5 separate regions of the Homo sapiens genome follow, and all the other regions are linked to region 5. Evidence: chromatin contacts called from ENCODE Hi-C or POLR2A ChIA-PET data. All regions are on one chromosome and are shown on one strand. Each heading gives the region's core, a stretch centred on a gene start or an enhancer-like site at or near the end of the contact. The rest is flanking DNA. Distances are from core to core; before and after follow the strand shown. Region 1 holds the start of SAMD4A (sterile alpha motif domain containing 4A). Region 2 overlaps SAMD4A (sterile alpha motif domain containing 4A). Region 3 overlaps FBXO34 (F-box protein 34). Region 4 overlaps SAMD4A (sterile alpha motif domain containing 4A). Region 5 holds the start of MAPK1IP1L (mitogen-activated protein kinase 1 interacting protein 1 like).

Region 1 (4,253 bases), core at 1,274-3,773, 480 kb after region 5:
TAAGGAAGGAAGCAAAGAGGGTGGATCATCAGTTACCCAATTATGCTTCCACACCCCAGTGAAGGAGGCTGGCCCTCCAGCTATTTATAAACGTGGAGCTCAACCAAAGGGGGCCCTGTCATCGCCACCCCAGTGAGTCCTGGTGTGAGCTGGGAGGCTCGGGCTCAATGGAATCTCCCTCAATGTGGCCCTCCATACTTGGCCATGCAGGATCTTTCGGGTGCAGTCCTGTCTGGTCAGGAAAAGAACTGTGAAGATTTCCAGCGGTCACTTCCACCCTATGATTCTATATATGGAAGCATCCCATTCTAGTGTTTTCACCATCGTGCACACCATACTAGGGAGGAGGAATGAGTAGGCCGGCTCGCTTCTTGCTGCTCTGAAGGCACACTCACTTTAGTGTCTCCCAGGCCCCACTGCCCTGGACTGGACCTTGTCATCAAATGGCAGCCCAGACCTCTGCTGAGCTTTGCAGGCTCGCAGCTCCAACATGGAACAGCTGGAAGAGGACCCTGCATTCTTTTCTCTGCATAAACACTGGGGACTCTGTTCACCCTCCTGCAGCAGCATGAACTAAAGAATTTCCCCCTATCCAAAATCACAACCATCAGACTTTCCCCCCATCCCCCAGCCTCCTCCTACCCTCCAGGATATAATTTCAGTCTGTCACCACCCACGCTAGCAAATAGGAAACTGCTGGACCTTTCGACTATATTCACTTTCCATACTAGTTGAGGTGTCTGTAAATACTAGCAGGGTAATATGAAACGATTCTGTTCTATTCAGTAAAGTTTCCTAACGAAAAGCATTAAGTAACCCACTTCATGCCTGTCCTTTCTCCAAGACCCTTTTTTTCTACAAGATCCGTATCAATATGGATAATGTCACGAGCAGTAAGCTTAACCGCATTATATATATATATATATATATATATATATATATATATATATATATATATATGCTGCAAATGTCATTTTACTAGTCTCTAGCGTCACCTGCATATTATTCTGAAGACGAAGCTCTAAAACCAGAATATCTGTGGGGAAAAATGAATAATAAAATTGGATTTTCATGTACTCCTCACACAGCCTTATCCAAGCTTGGCTTCTGAAGGGCAGTCCCGGGCATCTATCATGTGTTGCTGAAATCCAGCGAGCCACGTTGCCCAAAAGAAGGAGGAGGAAGGAAAAAACACACACACCCAGAAAATCCAGACTCTACGTGACCTGACTTACTTATTTCCCAGGAAACTGCATGAGAGAAAAATCAATCATTCATGCTACCGTAGCTACCACACGGAAAGGGCTGACGGAGTTCACAGTGGGCAAAATCCCAAAGCGGCCGGCGGAGGTAAGTAGGTGGGGGGCGGTAGTGGGGGGACACCCGGAGGGGGTGGATTCCGAGGGCCTCGGGGCCACGCCGTCCAGGTCCCGGCGCGGCTGGCAGGGACTGGCCTCGGCCTGGCCCGAGGCAGAGAAGCGGAGGGAGGAGCGGGGGTTGGGCAGGCGGGACGGCGGCGGCGGCCGCCGCACACTTACCGGGGCTGTTGGCCTCGCGTTCGAGGACGTGCAGCTCGGCGCAGTCGGCCAGCGAGTGCTCCAGGCAGAGCTGGAGGAAGCGGGCCTGGGTCTGGCTCACGCGCTTGAGCAGCGACAGCAGCGCAACAGTCTGCTCGCACTCGTTCCAGCCCTTAAACCAGCCCGCCAGCACCCCGACCTGGTCGCGAAACATCATGGTTAGGGGGCCGCCCTCGGTCTACAGAGCCCCCTGGGCGCCCCAGCCCGCCCCGCCCGCCCCAAAGTTTGGCGGAGCCGCAGCCCCGCGGCCGGAGACGCGTTCCTGTTCCAAGGTGGCTCTGGTGCCCGGACGCTGCAGGTACTGCCTGGGCTCCTGCCTCTCTTGTCTGGTTTCAGTTACGTTCCGGTGGTTCTGGCTGATTTCCCCAGAGACGATGACAGACAGTAGCACGGAAATGTTTCTTTAAAAAAAAAAACGACTTTTTAAAAATCCCCCACAAGGCACACAACTGAATGAAGAATGCTTTCTCCCCCCTTCTTGCAGCTTTGGGATGGTGATTTCCGGCGTCCTGGGGTCTCCTCCCCGCTGGGCGGCAACTCGGACCCTTCACGCCCGCATTCCCGAGCGGCGATCACCACTGGAAGGAGAGAAAGAGCTGCAGTGAGACCTCGGCTAGCGGAGGAGCGCGCCCTGGGGGGACGAGGGCATCAGAGGGTGCTGGGGCCAGGGGAGGGGGCGTCCCGCGGAAGGTTGGGTTCGCCGAAATCCAGCCGCCCCCTCCGCCCCCTCCGCACCCGATGTGGGAGATGGGCTATTCCCCACCGGGTAACAGCGAGAAGCCTGCTTCCCAGGTGCGGGAGGAGACCCCGCGGCTTCCTGTTGCTGCCGCTGCCAACGGCTGGTGCTCCCCTCACGGCCCGCCTGGGGTGGCCTCGGGCGCCGTGCTTAAGAACGCCAGCACCAGCAACAGATCTTCCCCGCGCAGAAAACTTGCAATGCGGCTGCGAAGGGGCGCGGGGGTGGGGGTGGGAGCTAATGCAAAGCAGAGGCGGAGGCAGCGGCAGCCCGAGTTCCTTCCTCCTCCTCTTACTCCTCCTCCTCCTCCCAGAGAAGCAGCCGAGCGGCTGCAGCTCCATCTACAGCAACAGCCAGCATCTCCACCGCCAGGCGCCCCTCTGGATTTAGGCCGTGAGCAGCCGCGGCAGCAGCTCGAGACAAAAATAAACTCTCTCCACCCAAAGCTCCGCGCCCAGCGGGCGGCGGCGCAACCCAGAGCCCCGGCTCCCCCGCGCCGCGCCGCACCAGCCCACCCGGGAGGTCTCCCTGGGCCTGCTCCGGCCGGAGCGGTCACTGTGCGCGCGCGTGTGCGTGTGTGTGTGCGCGCGTGTGTGGCAGGCATCCTGCCGCCGCCGCCTACGGGCTGGTCTGTCCGGCCCGGAGCCTCGCCCGCGCGTCGCAGGCCGAGGGCGGCACAGCGCTGGGCACACGCCCCGCGAGGGGACGGCCGGGGTCCGCAGCGCTGCTCCCTTCGGCCAGCGGGGCGGCCCCGCGGGGAATGCGGATCGGCGCCGCAGGCACACGCCCCCCAACGACAGCAAAGAAAGTTCGGCTGCGGGGGTTCCCCCAGTCCCATCCCGGTTCTCGTGGCCGCCGCCGGCGGGGAGGAGAACCCAGCGACTCAGCCTTCAAGGAGCCGCTAGCTTCCAACAACACGCTGCTTCCGGCTCCCAGAACTTCTCGGGCGGAGGGGGAAGCCCCCGGGGAGGGGACCCCCAGTGACCCGCGGGTCCCCCGCCGAGGGCCGTAGGGAGGGAGCGCTCACCTCGGCGCGGCTCATCCCGGCGGCTCGGGGGCCCTTGCGCGGGTCCGGGGCCGCGGCGGCTCTCAGCGGGGTTGGGGGCGCCCGGAGCGCCGGCCGCGGGCCATGCCGTCGGGGCGGGCGGCGCGGGGAGAGTGCGGTGCTTCGAGTCGGGGCCGCTGCAGCCGCCGCTGCTGCTGCCTCCAGTGTCGGCTCGCGGAGGACTGAGCCGCCCGAGCCGGAGCTCCCCACATGCTACTGATTAACATACACCATTACATCATGGGCTTGGCAGGGAGCGCCCGAGCGGGGGGAGAGGAACCCGGGCGGCGGCGACGGCACGCGGGGGGAGCCGGGGGGAGGAACCCCGGACCCGGCGCAGGGCGGGGGGACGGATTCCTAAGTGGGGACCAGAAAAAGGGGAGGGGAGCGGAGTGGGAGGAGCTGGTGGCGCAGAGGGGTCGGGTAGAAGGAACCTCCGAGAGGAACGAAGAAGTTCGGGGAAGAGGACGGGTCCGGGTGAATTTCTTCCTGCGGCCGCCTGCGTGTTCTGGAGGGGTCGGGACACTCAAGCCACTGGAGCCCCGGCAGAAAGGGACCCGAGGGCGCTCGGGCGGGGGCGGTGCTGCCACCCGCTGCTTGTCCTTGGGAATGTGGTTCGTCCGCTCGGCTGACCCTCGGCCCTTCTGGGGCCCCGGGGTGGCCGAGGTGTTTGGCCCCCGGGCGGTGAGACCCGAGGTCACTGCCGCACTTGCTGGGATGGGTTCCGGGGGTCGTGGAGGCGAAGGGTTCACGAGGCTGAGGGGCAGTGCGCAGGGTTGGACCTGCCCAGGCGCTAGGTTCCGTGCCGCCCTAGTCCAAGGGCCTGGCCCGGGTCGGGTGCCGGATGCCCTTTGCTCTGGCGCAGGCTCCTAGAGGCCGGCCCGGCGCCTGGCTG
Region 2 (4,490 bases), core at 438-2,937, 320 kb after region 5:
ACTATGTGTTTTGAACTATTTCCAGGCTTAGCATTTTGTTTTAGAGTCTAGAAGCTGAAGCTGCTGAAACTGTCAGAAATTTGACTTCCTTTTGAATAAGGGCATTAAATATTCCTACACTCCTAATATCATTCTCTATACCAAACCAAATTCCCTGGGTTCTCAACCCAAGGTTGGGTTCTGTGCTCTCATCATGCCCTATGAGTCCAGCCACATAGAGATGATTTGCAACTTTAATCTTTTTTCCTTCTAAGCTAGTCTCTCTTCATTTTTAATTCAAGAAGCTGCCTTTCTCATAGAAAAACATACGCTTCATTAAATTTTCAAATTTCAAGATGCTCACATGATATAATTCAATCCAAATAGCTAGCACAACTAAACCTTATAAAAATAAGTCATAGCAATTTAGGGGTTTTAAAAGGTAGAATGAGGATGCCAAGTGTTTGCACATTATTTTAAAATATCTTACAATATTCTTCTTGAATTAAGAGGTCCTGGCCAATTCCCTGTGACTCAGGTGATGTATGCTGTGTGTCCACATACTTAGGACAAAGCAGGGCAGAATTTTACTTCTATGTTGCTAATTTTACTCATCTGTTACTTTAACAATATTTTCTAGGCTCATTCCCCAAAGAAATTCAGAAGTATCACTAGAACCTTTGCTGAAAACAAAAATTTGAGGCTTCACAGCATATAATTCTTAAGTTTTGCTGCAGGAGATAGTTTGATACTTATCAAGTCTAAAGAAGAAAAAGCTCAGCCCACTGCTAGCTACAAAAAGGTGATTGTTTCAAAGGAATTGGGAAGGGTTGGGTGTTTCTGTTCATTTTGTTAGGTTTCGGCCTGCTTCTCAGGGATATTCCAGTTTCTATCCCACAAATTTTTTCGATAACACCAGTTTCAGAGCATCTAAGAACCACTAAAGGCTTTCAATTTTCAAAGAATGTTCTGCTAACACCACTTGTATAAATAATTCCAGGCATTTGCTTTAAAAAAGTCAACATTTTAAGCAAGGCTCAGTGGTGAAATGATATTACACCCTGGATTCCTCTTCTTTAGTTGGTTTTGTGGTGTCACAACCAGTAATCTGAAGCCCTGTGGTGGGAATCTTTGGAGAAGAAAAGATTAATAGTACTTCAAGAATACATTTTGAAACATACAAAACCAGAGTATTTGATCAGTGACATCATGCAAACAAACAACAAAAAAAATAACACCAGATTTGTGTAAGTGGGGTAGAAGGGAGAGGAAGAGAGGGGAATATTAATCACTAAGGTTAAAAATAACATGCTCTGTCATCACTGCTTCAGGGAATAGATTAAAAGCCAATCTGAAAGGTTAAAAGCCTCAACTCTGCATGCTTGCTCTCTGCTTCTTGACCAAAGGCTTGAAAAACCAGTGCTTAGAACATCTGGACACCAGAAGACGATTCCCCTAAACAGACTTTGGACTCCACCTCATTCCGGGGGAAGAAGAGAGAACATGCTACAAAGCAAAGATGTGGTTGGTGGACGGGATGTTCCTGACAAGCCCAAGGAGGAAGCCACACACTTTCGGTGAAAAGAAAGTGTATACTTGCCTATGCAAATCAGACCAAAGGGAGACTCTAGAAGAAGAAAAAGCTGCAAAGAACATCACAACAGGGATGACAAATACACACAGCTAACTTCCTCTTTCCCCCATGACATCTCGTTTTTATTCAGCACTGAAATGAAAGCATTCTGATGCAGGGAAAAGCACATGGGGAGGCTTTCCTAGTACCGTGAGTCCTTGTCACTGGTGTCAGCTCTTACTACTCTACAGATGGCTCAGTTTTTGGGCAGAGCAAAGATGTATGTTTCTGCCTTCACATTATCACTTAAACATTTGAGCTTTTAAGAAATAAATTAGAATGCTTCTGGCAGACTTTTATTATTGCACTAATCTTTGGTATATTTCATCTGTCCTCTTTTGTCAGCCTCTATAATGGCAAAACTGGGTGTCATCCAGTAGAAAATCTATTTTAGATAACGGCTGTTTGACTTTACATTGTCATTATTTATGAAATACCTAGACAAGAAGCCAATATGTATATACTTTAAATAGAAATCAGTAAATTTCATCCACACTTAGCTTCAAATCAAGAAATCCTAAAAGGACACTACCTCAATCCTCTCATTCCATCCTATCAAAACCAATGACAACTTCCATCAACTATGAAAGCAATTTTCCACCTTTGAAGCAAATGTGTAGGCTAATTCAAGAAACGATGGGATCAACCTGGCTATTTTGAAGTCTCCTTCATACTGGGTTAACTTCTACTTTCCTGTACTGTTTCTTTTTGTATCTACCATTATACTAAACCCTTAAGTTTGTCCATGAATTTCTATCCACATAAAATGAAGATATTTCTAGAAATGAGTTTAGACAGAACTGTAGAATTTTATTATTTCACCAAGTAGGGAAAATAATGGAGTTAAGCAAGTGGCCAGGAGTGAATTTAAGCCGATATTTCTTTTTTAATGTTCCCACGTATCTGTAAAAATGCTCCAGTCACTGTGTGTAGAGAAGCGAGATAGTAGAGAAACTCAGGAAGCTAGATGACAAAAACTTGCCTCCTACCCTTTTCTTAAAAGATAACTCTCAAATTGTAAGTGCTGTTTCATCAGCTCACATGCCTATGCAGAAAGTGCTTCTGAGGTTTATGCAATACAGCATCCATCCCGCGCTTAACGGCACCACCTAGACTGCTACTGAGTGTGGGAACCAGCAAGACCATCCAAGTTTGGAACTTCAAATAGCCAGGATTTCATGACTGAGCCACCAAGACCCTCTCAGAGCATCAGTCCCAAGGAGATGGCCAGAGTCGCTGAACAAATCATCAGGGTGTCCTTTTACACCTTGTTGCTACCAGCACTTGTCAAGAAGAGCAGTGAGTCAATTGCTTGAATGGAGGTACCAAAGGATATTTTAAAACTGTGTCTACTAACTCCTGTCTTGAGCTGAACCGCAGGCCAGGTCTTCCTTCACTGCCACTGAAGCTTAAAGGCTCCCAGATAACATGGAACAGTGGCTCTCACTGATCAGGTAAGGACAGGCATCATCAGAGGATGCCTAAATCCTACGGCCAGCAGAGCCTTGCAGCCACATGCATGACTAGGATTTCTCTGAGTATGAAACCCTAAACTCTGCCTTGATCAAACAGTATTTTTTTCTTTTCTTTCTAGTTTCAGGAGAAGGGCTGTAAATAATTAGAAATGTATTATGTAGCCCTGACTAATTCTTAACTTAGCTCCTTGATAAAAGGAGGAGAACAGCAGATTCTCAGCATGGCAGTGAGGAGGGCAATTTACTGATTAGGGAATTGGTTCTTGTTTTCATTAAAGCATTCAATCTACATGTCAAATGCAACAATACACATAAATGACCATTCAAAAAAAAAACCAGAATTTGAGTTTACACTACTAATTAGATGATTTTTTTGTTGTTAATTAGGAGAAATTGGATGGTTTAGGCTCTCCTGGCTCCTTAATTATATTTGATTGAATCGCCATGTGATTCAGACAAGCTCTGGAGGCTCCACAACACCCCAATTCCCACTTTCACTTCACCTTCAGCCTCTTACCAAATTCTAAACCATCACAACCTTACCCTGTGGGTGTTGGAACATGGTGAGATTGGTACTGTGTTTGTAAAATTGATTTACTGTGGTCTGTAATTATACATAACGATTTGAATTTTTGACTTGGCACTGCATTTTTCATTTAAACCGTACCGTTCTTCTCTGCCCCAGAGAAACAGCATTTACGTAATTGCTCTCAACTCATCTACTTGGGTATTATAAATCAGTTGTGCAATAAAAGACTTCCAGAGACACAGCAAGCTCGAGGTTCCTGGCATAATTCAGCGCCCAGGACCGTTCCAGCTTAAGGACAGGAATTGAACAGCATTCATTTCTTATTGGATATGAAATGGAGAGGGCTGTCTGGAGCTACAGACCCCAGCAGCAAAAAGAACAGGCTGTGAGGGTGATCAGGAGGGCTGGGCTGAGCCCAGATGCCAGCTCAGATCCAGAGGCTGGGCTCCCTTTGCTCCTGTTTACTGCTGGTTCCCCCTCACCTGTTATACAAACTAGGTAGTGCGTGTGTGTCTGTGTGTGTGTGCGCGTGCGTGTTCATCTACATGTCTATATACCATTGACCCTCATTATTCATGGATTCTATATTTGTAAACTCACATATTGCTAAAATTCATTTGGAACCTGAGTCAATACTCGTGGCCTTTTCATGGTCATACACAGACACAAATACAGTAGCCAAAAATTCAAGTCTCCCCATGCACTTGCTCCCAGCTAAGGTGGAGCAAAGTGAAGCGCTGCTTTCTTGTTTCAGCTCTCTACTATAAACAAGTGTCCTTTTTGTGGTCTATTTAGTGCCATATTTTTCACATTGTTGTGCTTTCTGTTGACAATTTCACCATTTAAAATGGCCCCCAAGGCTGGGTGTGGTGGC
Region 3 (3,953 bases), core at 99-2,598, 280 kb before region 5:
TACGTGTTTCTCCAAGTGGCTAACCCAAACCTCTCTCCAGGACTACAAGTTTGTATACAGTAGTTTATCCTTATCCATGGTTTTGGTTACCCAAGGTCAACCATGGTCCAAAAATAGTAAATGGAAAATTCCAGAAACAATTAAGTTATCAATTGCACCCCATTTGTAGAAGTGTGATGAAATCTCTGCTCCATCCCATGCAGGATGAGAATCATTCCTTTGTCCAGGGCATCCACGCTGTCTAGGCTTCCCAATGTGTTAGTCACTCAGTAGCTCAGTAGCTATCTCTAGGGATCAGCTCTATTGTTACGGTGCTTGTGTTAAGGTAACCCTTATTTTACTTAATAATGGCCCTAAAGCGCAAGAGTAGTGATGCTGGCCAATTCACATATGCCAAAGAGAAGCCTTATAGTGTTTCCTTCAAGTGAAAAGATCAAAGTTCTCGACTTTATAAACAAAAAACATCGGCCAGGTATGGTGGCTCATGCCTTAATCCCAGCACTTTGGAATGCTGGGGCAGGTGGATCACTTGAGGTCAGGAGTTCGAGACCAGCCTGGCCAACATGGCAAAACCCCATCTCTACTAAAAATACAAAAAAATTAGCCGATCATGGTGGGACACACCTGTAATCCCAGCTACTCTACTCGGGAGGCTGAGGCACGAGGCAGAACTTGGGAGGCGGAGGCAGGAGAACTGCTTGAACCCAGGAGGCGGAGGCTCCAGTGAGCTGAGACCACCACCACACTCCAGCCTGGGTGATGGAGTGGGAGTCTGTCTCCAAAAAAAAAAAAAAAAAAAAAAAAAAAAAAAAAAACCAACAACAACAAAGAAAATCATATGACGAGGTTGCTAAGATCTGTGGTAAGGATGAATCTTCTGTCCATAAAATTGCGAATGAAAAAAGATTTCGTGCACAATATATATAGGGTTTGGCACTACCCAAGGTTTCAGGAATCCACCGGAGGCCATGGAACGTATCCTCCAAGGATAAGAGGGGCTACTGTCTATTCGAAATCTCCACTTGGATGTCAAGCACCTTAAACTCAACATGTCCAAAGTAAAAATCCTGATTCCCTATGCACTTTCCAGTACTACTCTCCAAAATCTTTCCTATTTTAGTAAACAGCAACATTTTTTTCCCAATAGCTAATGCTATTGGAAAATGACTCCATTTTCCTCTCACAAACCACATATGCAAATCCTGTTGGCTCTATCTTCAAAATATATTCAGAATAAACTACAACTCACCACCTCCACTGCTACTACCCTGTTTTAAGTCACCACCATTTCTCACCTGCACTTTGCTTCTACTCTCAAACTCCGCAGGCAGAGTGATCTTATAAAAGGGGAAGTTCCATCATCTCATTTTCTGTACCACACCCTTCAATGGTTTCTAAGATGCCCCCTCTCTTTCTCATGTTCTACTCAAATCTCTCCCTTTTGCTTACTCTGCTCCAATGAGACATCTTGCTGCTTCTGGAACACACAAAGCACAATCCCACCTCAGAGCCTTTACATGTTGTGGTTCCCTCTGCTCCTTCCCCAGATATTTACCCGTGTCACTCTTTTGCATCCTGCAGGCTTTTGCTCAATGTCATCTTAGAGAGGCACTCCCTGACTGTCCTCATATAGTACTATTCCCCACACTCCCTATTCCCCTTTTTCCTTGCTATACATTCTCTGCAGCACTTTTTTCCCCCTTTCTGACATGTGTCCATGGTACATCTCTCTCCACTAGATCATCTGTTCTGAGACAACAGACTTAGTTTTGTTCACTGCCATATTTAACAGGCCCAAAATAATAACGTTATACACACTCAAATACAGAATAAAAATTATACCAGCTGTTTTAGGAAGTAAAATTATACCAACTGTTTTGTCCTCATTAACATCAAAACATCCCTAAAGTTTGTATTATTGAGAGTTTTCTATCCTGCATTTGAAATTCTCTCCTTCTCCTAAAAATAAAATGTAATGCTCTTTTTGATCATCGTATCCATAAACAAGAGATCTGACTAATCCAAAACGAATTATACTTTGATTTTCCTGGACTCTTAAATTCTATTCATAAGCTAAGAAACTAGATTGCCCTCTATTACGAGCTACTGGGAAATTTATTTCTTACGCTCTCTAAAAATCATTTTTGGACAGCAAGTCTCACATCTTGATCTATGATTTTTTCCTCCTCACCAAACCTGCTCCTCCAGACTTTAGCTTCAAACACAACTGCTAAGGAAAATCTCTAAGATGTAGGCCCCAAACAACCTTGTCCCACAGCAAGACCTAAGAAAAGGCACTTCAAAATCTAACACAACATATTTAGACCAAAGATTACCTGCAGCCCTCACCTAGGCAACTCGGCCGAAGTCTAAAAAAGCACATTTTACTTCTGCCTCATTTAATTATCTAGTCCCCCAGATCTTCCCTACTAGTTGTCTTTAATGTGAATGGGGAGAAAGGGGAGGAGACAGAGGGAGGGAAATGGACCTTAATAGGAAGCTGTGTGATTATCTTCAGAAATAAAGACTGGATTTGTTTCAGAGCTTTGTAATATGACAGAACCTCAACTCGGGGGATTTTACTTCCTCTACAAACTATCTCAGCTGTGCTTTGTGTATGCTAAGGATGTTTAGAAACACCTTGAATAGGCCATGCTGTCAAGTGTACAAAAAAGGTATTTGGATTGTTTTAGATCCTGAAACCAATGGACCAGAATCCTGCCCCACTTCAAGAATGAGTTGGCTCCTTGTTACCACGGTAATAAGCGCCCCATGAATGGGGATAATTTGCCACTTTGCTGAAAATTCAAGCATTCTATAGTTTTGGTTTTTTAACTGAGAAACGAGGTGGGAGGAGCAGCAGAACCAATTATAGAGTACATTTAAACAACACGTAAAGGAGTGTGTTTCTTGATTCTGAATAACAAGATTTTAAATCGTTTAGTTTACAGCCAGGCATGGTGGCTCACGCCTGTAATCCCAGCACTCTGGGAGGCCGAGGTGGGCGGCTCACCTGAGGTCGGGAGTTCAAGACCAGCCTGACCAACATGGAGAAACCCCATCTCTACTAAAAATACAAAATTAGCCGGGCGTGGTGGCACATGCCTGTAATCCCAGTTACTCAGGAGGCTGAGGCAGAAGAATTGCTTGAACCCAGGAGGCGGAGGTTGCGATGAGCCGAGATCGCGCCATTGCACTCCAGCCTGGGCAACAAGAGTGAAACTCCATCTCAAAAAAAAAATAATTTAGTTTACAAGAAAAAAGAAGGGAATAAGAGGACCAAAGAAAATAAACATGTTAGACTGTATTCTAACATGTACAGCTCTACACCATCACAACTTAGCACTGCAGATCTTTCAGAACAGATTTTCAGATTGCCCATAAACACACAAATCACATTAAAATATTTATAAGTCTAGAAGGTTCCTATGCAACAGTCTGGTTGGGAAGAAAAATCCACTAAAGTAACTAAGAACCAACTAAGGCAAATAGTACTGTGCAAGCCCAATGCTGCTAAAATATAACAGATTAAAGAAGCCATATGTCAACAAATTCTTATAGGGAAATAATAATATTCAGCACTATTAATAGACTGAATGTTCATTCCCCCACACCCAGGACACAATTCATATGTTGAAACTTAATCTGCAATGTGAAGGTATTTGGAGGTGGGGCCTGTGGGAGACAACTGGGTCATAAGGATGGAGCCTTTGTGAATAGGATTAGTGCCCTTATGAGACCCAGAGAGCTCACTCGTCCTTTCGGAGATGATCATCTAAGTGCCAGGATGCAGGCCCTCATCAGACTCCAAATCTGCTGCTGCCTTGATCTGAGACTTCTCAGACTCCAGACTGTTCAAATAAATTTCTGTTGTATATAAACCACCCAGTGTATGGTGTTCTATAATAGCAGCCCAAACAGACTAAGACAAGCACTTATTCCTGATAAAAATT
Region 4 (3,955 bases), core at 360-2,859, 400 kb after region 5:
GTATTTGCAAGGGCAAATGGTGGTTGGAAGAAATGAACACCAGGAAGCACCAGATGCAACATCTGTAAGATTCCCCGGCTAAGACAGAGGGCAGTAAGAGGAGAACCACATAGTGGGAAGGGGAAGATGGGGTGGCTGACTTGGTCCTGCCACTCCATTGCCTCAGAATCTTAGGGGAAGTCATTCTCAGGTCTTCTGCTTCCTCGCCTACAAAATAAAATGGCTGGTCATGCAAAAATCCTAAAATTCTGATCCAATTATTGCCTCAAGAGAAGCACAGCCTATTTTCATGTGTCAAGAAGGACAGTGAAAAACAATATTGAGAGGCTAGGCACGGTGGCTCATGTGTGTAGTCCCAGCACTTTGGGAGGTCAAGGTGGGTGGATCACTTGAGGTCAGGAGTTCAAGACCAGCCTGGCCAACATCGTGAAATCCTGTCTCTACTAAAAATACAAAAATTATCTGGGCGTCAGGGCGCACACCTGTAATCCCAGCTACTCAGGAGGCTGAGGCAGAAGAATTGCTTGAACCCGGGAGATGGAGGTTGCAGTGAGCAGAGATCATCACGCCACTGCACTCCACCCTGGGTGACAGGGCGAGACTCTGCCTCAAATAATAATAATAATAATAATAATAATAATAATAATAATAATAATAATAATATTAAGAGGAAGTCTTGAGGGCAAAGTTGAAAGTTCCTCAGGGGCCTCAAGGCCCTGCCTAGACATGAGTGAAAAACAGCTGAGCCCTGGAAACACCTCCGGGGTGTTCTTTGCAGGGTGAGCTTCCAACCAGAGTGCAGAAATACATGGCTGACAGCAAGGAAGAGAAGGTAAGAGGGAAAGAAGGAAACAGGAGAGAAAGAAATGTAGAAAAAGCAAAGGCCAGAAATAAGTGGGATCTTACAAGCAGCAGGGAGCACCCGAGAGGGCATGAATGAAGACAGGGCTACGTGAGGTTCATAGTGGACGGCTGGAGAGGCGGGGAGGAAAGAGAAGGCTCACAGAGGGAACTAGCAGACGAACAGAGAAAGAGCAAAAATGGAAGAAGAGAATCAGGATTCTCATTTCGAATAGAAATAGGATTACTTAACTCTCCCAATATCCATTCACCAAAACAGTTACCAAATGCGAGGTCTCGTGGCATCTTGCCAGCTGTGTCTCCATGAAGAGTCCGAGATTAAGTAGAGAAAACCCACACTCTTAAAGGGAACAATATAGTACCATTTTCTGCTGTGTGAACACAGATGCAGCCCATCTGTACGCAGATACGAAAGGAAAAAACTGCACAAAGGGTCTGTAACCTTTAAAAAAAAAAAGATTCTGGGTGAGGCTATCCAGAAATAGAACATTTTGATTACAAAATAAAAACTAGGTCAATAAGATAATGGACGTGATTTAAATGAAAATCACAGTATTTGTAATGGGCTAAAAATGGTATCAATGTTACTGCAGAGAAGGAATATAATTAAATGTATTTTTAAACAGCAGCTCCCCGCCCCAGTCCTACAAGTCCCAGGCCAGCCACCAGTATTCCTCCACCTCATCGGAGAGGAATGTGCTGGCATGCCGCAAGTTGGTCTGAAGAATGTGGAGTTTCCGTACTACTTCAGAAGATCCCAAATGACACTGGTTAGCTACATTCTTTCGCTTTTAGATCACTGTTATTCATTTATAAAGCAAAGGAATGGAAAGGCTAGGGATTTGACCATATAAATCTCTTTTGCCATTTTTACTATATGGCCAGGAAACACACAAATGCAGATATAACTGCCATGATTCCCAGGCTACTGAAACAAGATTTTGGGAGAATTCTAGATGGTTATGTGAGGTGGATGTAGATAGATCCTAAAAGGCTTAAGCATGGGCTAGGAATTAAGATAAAGGGCAGAAGTGCAAAGTTCTGGTGTGCTTTCTACAACTTGTGGTCTGATCTTCTGGAGAAACACTAACTCTTGAGTATAATTCATCTTCTAAACCCTCCCTTGGAAAAGAGGGGCAAAGAGGAGCAAGATAAATTAAACCTAAAGGATACGGTCCTGGATGGTTTACAATTACCAAAGTAGGTACAAGAAACTTGCCACAGCATTTCCTCAGATGTCTATATAAGAGTCATGGCCAAGGAGTCTATGATGAAACAACAATGGCCCTTCCAAATTTGGGATGCCTTCGGGGGCAAATGGAAATCAGTGAGACGTTATCTATGATGAATACATCACTACTTTGGCTCATATATATCATTCCTTTATTAAAGGAAATTGCATCGACATTTATACCCTGAAAATCTCAAATAAAATATGCACATGATTACATATAAATATTAATCATTCAAAAGAGGTTATTCTAAAAATCTCTTGTGGGTAGTGCATATTTACTAGTAAGTTCTTGAAATGAATTAACTCTTTAATATGTTTAAATTCCAACATATGACCCATTAGTTGCAAAGCACTCATTCATCCTTAGAAAGTATAAGTTTACCTCCCATGAAGCAAATCTGTTAAATGACAACAAAACTTGTCAAACAAAAGAGAAGAGACTTATTCACTGTATGAAATCACTAATGTCATGCTGAACTCCCTAAGTGCAATTAAGTGTGTTTGTGTAATATCATTAAGTTAGTGCCCACATCACCTCGTCTTTACTTGGTGCATTACAATAAAAGGTATTTCAATAAACAGCAAGTTGACAGACACCATAACCATGCGTTTCTTCTGAGACTTAAGGAGCACCAAAGCCCTGGAATTCTGAGTCGAGTAAAAGAAGTCACTACAATAGGTCTTGAGGAATTCTAAACCAAGAGAAAGACCAAAGAGCTCAGGATCATCTGAGCTCCTCCTGACACTTTCAGACCGTGCTTATTTACAGTTCCTCACTATCACCAGGGCATCTAAACCATGAAGTGAAAATAGTGAAGAAATGTGTGGCAAGGGTCACTGCAGACCAGGGAACCTCTGCGAATATCCAGAAAGTGAGGTGCTCAGTTTTCTGAAGAAAAGCATTCAGTTGATATATATTTTTAAAACTCTGACCTTTCACGACCTCAGTTTGGAGACCTCGGTAGGGATGAAAGAAAATAACTAAAAGGTCAAGCAAGTAAAGAACGCTGAAAGAATGCTCAGTGCAAGCATACAACGTGGGGCACGCCTCTGTTCCGTGAGTCTGGTGGGAAAAAATAGATTATTTATAGGGAAAGGGAAACAAGATGACAGAATAAGCTCTTGACAAAGAGGAGAAAAGCTTATGTTGGGAAAATCTGGGTGGGAGGGAAAGGCACTGGAGTCATTTGCACTATCACGGGATGGAACTGGTCTAGCAGTGACTTTGGCATATTTTGGCTTCTCAGCAGGGAAGAACCAGTTGGGGGCTGGGGAAACCAGTGTTTTCTGGAGAAAGAGAAACAGCTGCTTAAGCACGAGTGTCTGAAGGAAGTCCTGTTCCCTACTGCCAACCCACGAGGCATGACCACAGTCCAGTCGCAGGAGCTGCTATAACAAGATGACAAGGAGGCAAGACTGATTCACTACTGATTAATGCCTGTTGATCTTCAACAATGGGCCATTCCAACAAATGCAAGAAAGGAAAAATCACTAGCCAATAACATGGGGATCCTATCCTATAAACAGAAAGGAATCCCATGGAAAGAATTCTAATTTTATCTATTTAAGCAACTATTGGTTACTCATGCAGGTTCAGAAACAGAGGGGACTATGAGTCAATAAATGATGTAAAGGTTTATCAACAATATGTAAATCCTCTATCTCAAGTCTTTTATCAGAATTGCCAACAAGTTGTGAGTCTGATCAATTTAATTTCTTTTCATTCACTTTCTTTCTGTTGACTTTGGCAGGTAAGGATCAGTGAATTAGAGGAGGTAAGTGGAATTCAAGAAAATACGCTCTGGAATATGTATTCCCTTACGGTTCTTCAAAAGCCCTTATCTTGCCCTAGTGGTATAT
Region 5 (4,491 bases), core at 157-2,656:
TCGCCCCCACTTAGAATGAATGTTCACATCTATTGCTGCAAATATTAATGTTGGATTATGGGGTGCCCCACTCTGCTGGGGGTGTTATCTCTCGTCTAACATGACTTTCTAAAAAGATGAAGATAAAATCCAAGTATTTTTGAATTCAAAACACACTAGCTTCAAAAGTTTCAGTTAAGAGACTGGGGATGGATTTTACCCATTCCGCCTGGAGTGAGGAAAAGAACATTCCAATATTTGCAATTCACTCCAAGTTTCTGAAGCAAACTCGCTTTGCATTGTGGGCTCAGAGATGCCAGCATGAAAAATTTCTATTCTTCCCCCAAAGAACACCAGTGAACAAAGAACTTATGAAATGTTTCTGAAGGCTACCTTTGCCTGTAATGAGGGTTCCTTTTCGAAACAGACCTTTACAACCCCCAGGTGTGTATTTCTCTAGTAGTAAAACTAAAAAAAATTCTTGCGGTCGAGTGAGCCTGGCTTCATGCTTTAACACTGGAATCTTTACCTATTAAAAGCTGTACTCTTGCTTTTCAAGGTAAAGAGGAAAACGGTCCAGCTATGCATACGCTATCGCAGGTATGTGCTCCTCAGTCCTAAAAAAGGAGATCACTGAATTCTGCCCTTCTCGTGGTTTGCCCTGGGTATTCATCTAATGTATCCGTGAGCAATTCCTCTAGTAAGTCATAACCAGAACGTTGTCACACTGCGGATTAACAAGCGCCCGAGACTCTTGTAAGAATCTTTTCAGGCCTTTCCCTTTTTATTAAAAATTAATGAATGAGTGTAATAGGGTGGGGGTAGAGGGGAAATCGGGGCCAAGGGGCGCGAGGCCGGCAGCCGTTTAGGGACGCACGAACAAAGGGAGTCCGGGATCAACCGGAGCGAACCGGCCTCCTAGCGGGTCGCGCCCGCCGGGAAGGGGTGGGGGAGGGGCCGGCCCGCGCCCGCCCCGCCCCGCAGCCAGACCTGACGTCAGGCGCCCAGAAACCCGTCGGGCGCGACGTCAGCGGCCTCCGACACCTTCTCCCTGGGGGGCGATCCCCAGGCAGCCCGCAGCGTGGAGGAAGGCGACCGATAGAAACGCTTAGTCCTGGTGCCAGGCAGGCGACCACGGCCCGAGCACTGGACGTGACTCGATGCACCTCGGTCACCGCGCCCGCTTCCCGCTTGGCCGCGCCCGCGGGCTCCGCAACCCCAGCTCCCCGATTCCCCTTCACGACTCCCACTAGTACCGAAGCAGCCTCACCCGGCAATATCCGAGACCGCAGTAGGGTCTAGAAGCGGCGATGGGTCCGAGGGACTGGGCCCTGAAGACGCGGGCGCAGCCTGACTGACGGCAGCTAGAGCAGCGGCGGCAACAGCACCAGCAGCGCGCGGCTCCTCCTGGCGCCGGAACAGGAAGCGCCGAGCGCACCGCCTCCGCCCGTTCTCCCCCTCCCCTCAGGCCGCGCCGCGTGCGCCTCCCGCAGGCCCCTGGCGGTACTGCGGCCCGCCAGGCCTAGGGGGATGGGCTCCACCTGGCGCCGGCTCCGGGCCGCTTTCCCCTGGTGGGCGGGCTAAAAGCTCCCAGAGTTTCCGGAGTTCCGAGGACTCGGAGGAAACGCCAGTGGCTGCCGATGTTCACGGCTTCCCGGCGGAAATTGCTAACTTGTCTTGAGTTGCTTGAGGGCTGATTCTGGATTCCTTTTGCTCAGCGGTTTTTACAGCTAGGCCTCGAAGGAGGCTGGGTATGGACGCGGTCTGATTTCGGCCTGACCCGAGGACTCAGATCCTCGGGCCAAAAGTGGGGAGAGGGAAAATATTAATACAGGAAAGGGAAGACGTTTGCAAATAGCTTGACAAATTGATATTTGCTTTCTTTGTAGATTTTTCCTCATCAATGCCTCTTCTCCCATGTTCTTTTTTGTTGTTTTTGAGACAGGGCCTCTGTCACACACGCTGGAGTGCAGTGGCGCGATCTCGGCTCACTGCAACCTCTGCCTGCTGGTCTCAAGCAATCCTCCCATCTTAGCCTCCGAGTAGCTGAGACTGCAGGCATGTGCCACCACATCCGGCTTATTTTTGTGTTTTTGATAGAGATGGGGTCTCACCCTGCTAGCCTCAAGCGATCTGCCCGCTTCGGCCTCCCAAAGAGCTGGTATTACAGGTGTGAGCCACCGTGCCCAGCCGCCATCTTCATTTCTGAATAAACATTACCTCCTGTGTCAGGCACAGATGACATGACCCCAGTCAAGGAACCTACTAACTAGCAATAAAGATGTCGTGATAATTATATGGTGTGCAAAATATATACATATATGCAATATACTTTTTTTTTTTTTTTGAGACGGAGTCTTGCTCTGTCGCCAGGCTGGAGTGCAGTGGCGCGGTGCGATCTCGGCTCACTGCAACCTCCGCCTCCCGGGTTCAAGCGATTCTCCTGCCTCAGCCTCCCAAGTAGCCGGAACTACAGGCGCGCGCTACCTTGCCCAGCTAATTTTTGTATTTAGAGACGAGGTTTCACCACGTTGGCCAGGATGGTCTCGATCTCTTGATCTTGTGATCCGCCCTCCTCGGCAAAGTGCTGGGATTACAGGCGTGAGCCACTGTGCCCGGCCAATATACATTTTTTAAGATATAAAAATATCCTAAAAGTATGTGGTACACTTGCATCTTGCTTTGTGTAAGGCATTAGTGAGTGAGTGGGTGGCCATTTAACCATGAACTTGTTTAAAGGAAGACATCCCTGGATGTTTTCCACAGCACACACAATTCTCACACTGAAAAAGGGGCAACAGAGGAACTTCAAATACCTAAGCCGAGAGTCTTATTTTTGGGTAAGGGCACACAGGCCTATGGAAAATTACACGACTGGTGTGGACCTAGCCTGTTCTCACTGGTGACAGTGAATCAGCAGTGCCTTGAGCCATGCTGAAACCTGAAGCAACAAGAAATCAGTAATCTGGTCAGGTTTGATTTGAAATTTGGTATCTTGCTCATCATAGGCTTTTTTGCATCAATTCAGATATTACAATATTGTACCAAAACATTGTCTTCCTTAGTCGTATAGTCAAATATTTGTCCCTAAGTGCCTCACCATACCCTAGTCCTGGCGCTGTGTACCAGTAATGGATAGCCTCCAACTTTTCCTTGCCTGCAATCAGCCAGTAGCTGAGCACGTTGGAGGGGTCTAGATCTAGGCCATTCCTGTCCCTGTGGGCTTCTCTACAGGCAACCTTTGCTTGGGAACCAAGTCCTCATCTAGCAGTCTCAAGATGCACTGAAGTCCGAAGCTCCCCTACCCAATCCTTCCTTCTAGGTGTCAGACTTTCTGTGTGGTATGAAGAATTCCCCACCTTCTGCTCCCTTCTCTATCTTTCTAGGTGTTTCACTCCAAATAAATCTCTTGCACCTCTAATCACATTTTGGCACCTGCTTCTGGAAGTCCCAAACACAAAAAAACTAAAAGGAGTGTATTATAAATTAGAAAATATGTAAGAATATGGGTTTCTCTATCTTTTTCAGATTCTAAGTTGAATGTGTGAAGTAAAGACTATGTTTTTAAAATAAAACACAAAGCCTTTGGATTTTACATAGGAAGTTTTAATTAAGTAGAAATGAAAATTTATCCAGATCAATTTATTTGAACTTACATCCAAGAAGAAACATTCAACTTAAGGATTAGAAATAAAAGTGGCAATTGTCTACTTCTTTTGTGGTAAGGAATAGATCATACAAGCCTGACTGATGAGAGTAATAGCTTTGTGAAAACTGTATATTCGAGTACATGTGAACTCATACTTGGCTTATACAGAATTTATCCAATTCTAGCAAAGTCAGCATAATTTAAATAAACCTCCTTGAGTTTTACACCATGGCTCTCAAGTCTGAAAGCTTAGATTTGATTATAACCATGGCAAAAGTGATTATCTTTATTTTCTGAAAACGTAATCAACTTTTAAAATAAGTTAAGCAAACATCAGTTTTACACAGACCATATGAAGGGTAGGAGGAAACTGCAATTGTTCCTCTAATTGCAGAGCCTAAACCATAAATTCAAATTGTACTGCTATCTCTACTGTTAAAACAAGTCAAGAAAGTCTTTTACAGTCTAAGAGAAGTGAATGTAATTATGCAGCATCCACTACAAAGATATTTTGAAAACCTATCATCATGTTAGTACTCAATGGCTGTACAGCAATTATTTTAAAGTACGCTCCCAGGGTCACCTCTTGCTGAAGAATTAACTCCAGGAAGTCGAGTTACAAGTATCACCTACATTTTATAGGAAATAAAGGCAAAGATTTAGGACTGAGTCATCTGTTCAAAATTAGAAAGTAAATAAAAAAATAGACTTTGGTTTTATTTGAAAATCCCTTTCTATTGGGTTATATCCATTAATCTACATTTCAACTTCCAAGCCAATCTATTTTAAAAAGTTACCTCCATTTTGTGTCCAATATCTTACTGTATTAGAATAGTACAGGTAGACTCTTGCACTGCTCATTT

What was found. Hi-C counts contacts between places; a loop is a spot of excess contacts on that map. ChIA-PET counts read pairs that join two places held with the same protein, here RNA polymerase II (POLR2A). Pooled maps may share reads with other maps.
Region 1: a loop to region 5 is called in a map of B cell, with 17 times the contacts of the local background. The contact joins the promoter of SAMD4A here to the promoter of MAPK1IP1L in region 5. A Hi-C loop is called at or near these places in 5 of 168 maps with a recorded cell type or tissue (B cell, CD8-positive, alpha-beta T cell, chondrocyte and 2 more), 3 of 37 single-sample maps with no recorded cell type and 21 of 50 pooled maps. POLR2A ChIA-PET finds 5 or more read pairs at or near these places in 9 of 52 experiments (CD4-positive, alpha-beta T cell, CD4-positive, alpha-beta memory T cell, GM12878 and 6 more).
Region 2: a loop to region 5 is called in a pooled map, with 4 times the contacts of the local background. The contact joins the enhancer-like site here to the promoter of MAPK1IP1L in region 5. A Hi-C loop is called at or near these places in 2 of 50 pooled maps. POLR2A ChIA-PET finds 5 or more read pairs at or near these places in 3 of 52 experiments (PC-3, WTC11 and activated CD4-positive, alpha-beta T cell).
Region 3: a loop to region 5 is called in a map with no recorded cell type, with 16 times the contacts of the local background. The contact joins the enhancer-like site here to the promoter of MAPK1IP1L in region 5. A Hi-C loop is called at or near these places in 1 of 37 single-sample maps with no recorded cell type and 7 of 50 pooled maps. POLR2A ChIA-PET finds 5 or more read pairs at or near these places in 4 of 52 experiments (AG04450, OCI-LY7, PC-3 and 1 more).
Region 4: a pooled map shows a loop between it and region 5 (2.1-fold over the local background). The contact joins the enhancer-like site here to the promoter of MAPK1IP1L in region 5. A Hi-C loop is called at or near these places in 1 of 50 pooled maps. POLR2A ChIA-PET finds 5 or more read pairs at or near these places in 2 of 52 experiments (PC-3 and WTC11).

What each region holds. Positions count from the first base shown.
Region 1 is chr14:54,565,398-54,569,650 of GRCh38, reverse strand. SAMD4A (sterile alpha motif domain containing 4A) reads right to left here and starts at 2,523. Exons shown (of 13, transcript NM_015589.6): 1 at 2,313-2,523; 2 at 1,539-2,155. The coding sequence starts at 1,734. RefSeq lists silencers at 1,492-1,551, 1,792-1,851, 2,692-2,881, 3,002-3,051, 3,612-3,741.
Region 2 is chr14:54,727,473-54,731,962 of GRCh38, reverse strand. All of the region lies in intron 3 of SAMD4A (sterile alpha motif domain containing 4A), which reads right to left. Among named protein-coding and RNA genes, the nearest start is that of SAMD4A-AS1, 42 kb to the right of the region's middle. RefSeq lists enhancers at 1,212-1,291, 1,392-1,511 and a silencer at 1,298-1,592. Within about 2 kb of position 1,687, at least 11 of the 41 ENCODE cell types and tissues checked have a DNase peak (open chromatin) inside an H3K27ac peak, as active enhancers do; they include PC-3, where a contact is called at or near this core.
Region 3 is chr14:55,324,771-55,328,723 of GRCh38, reverse strand. The region is part of intron 1 of FBXO34 (F-box protein 34); the gene reads right to left. Among named protein-coding and RNA genes, the nearest start is that of FBXO34-AS1, 55 kb to the right of the region's middle. RefSeq lists enhancers at 32-533, 1,343-1,482. Within about 2 kb of position 1,348, at least 3 of the 41 ENCODE cell types and tissues checked have a DNase peak (open chromatin) inside an H3K27ac peak, as active enhancers do.
Region 4 is chr14:54,650,010-54,653,964 of GRCh38, reverse strand. All of the region lies in intron 2 of SAMD4A (sterile alpha motif domain containing 4A), which reads right to left. It overlaps LOC112268133 (a long non-coding RNA gene), which reads right to left. Exons shown (of 2, transcript XR_002957606.2): 2 at 1-3,955. Among named protein-coding and RNA genes, the nearest start is that of SAMD4A-AS1, 36 kb to the left of the region's middle. RefSeq lists enhancers at 269-1,005, 2,585-3,191, 3,192-3,799. Within about 2 kb of position 1,609, at least 31 of the 41 ENCODE cell types and tissues checked have a DNase peak (open chromatin) inside an H3K27ac peak, as active enhancers do; they include PC-3, where a contact is called at or near this core.
Region 5 is chr14:55,048,562-55,053,052 of GRCh38, reverse strand. MAPK1IP1L (mitogen-activated protein kinase 1 interacting protein 1 like) reads right to left here and starts at 1,406. Exons shown (of 4, transcript NM_144578.4): 1 at 1,250-1,406. It overlaps SOCS4 (suppressor of cytokine signaling 4), which reads right to left. Exons shown (of 3, transcript NM_199421.2): 3 at 3,564-4,491. RefSeq lists silencers at 836-995, 1,346-1,585 and enhancers at 1,616-1,815, 1,355-2,044.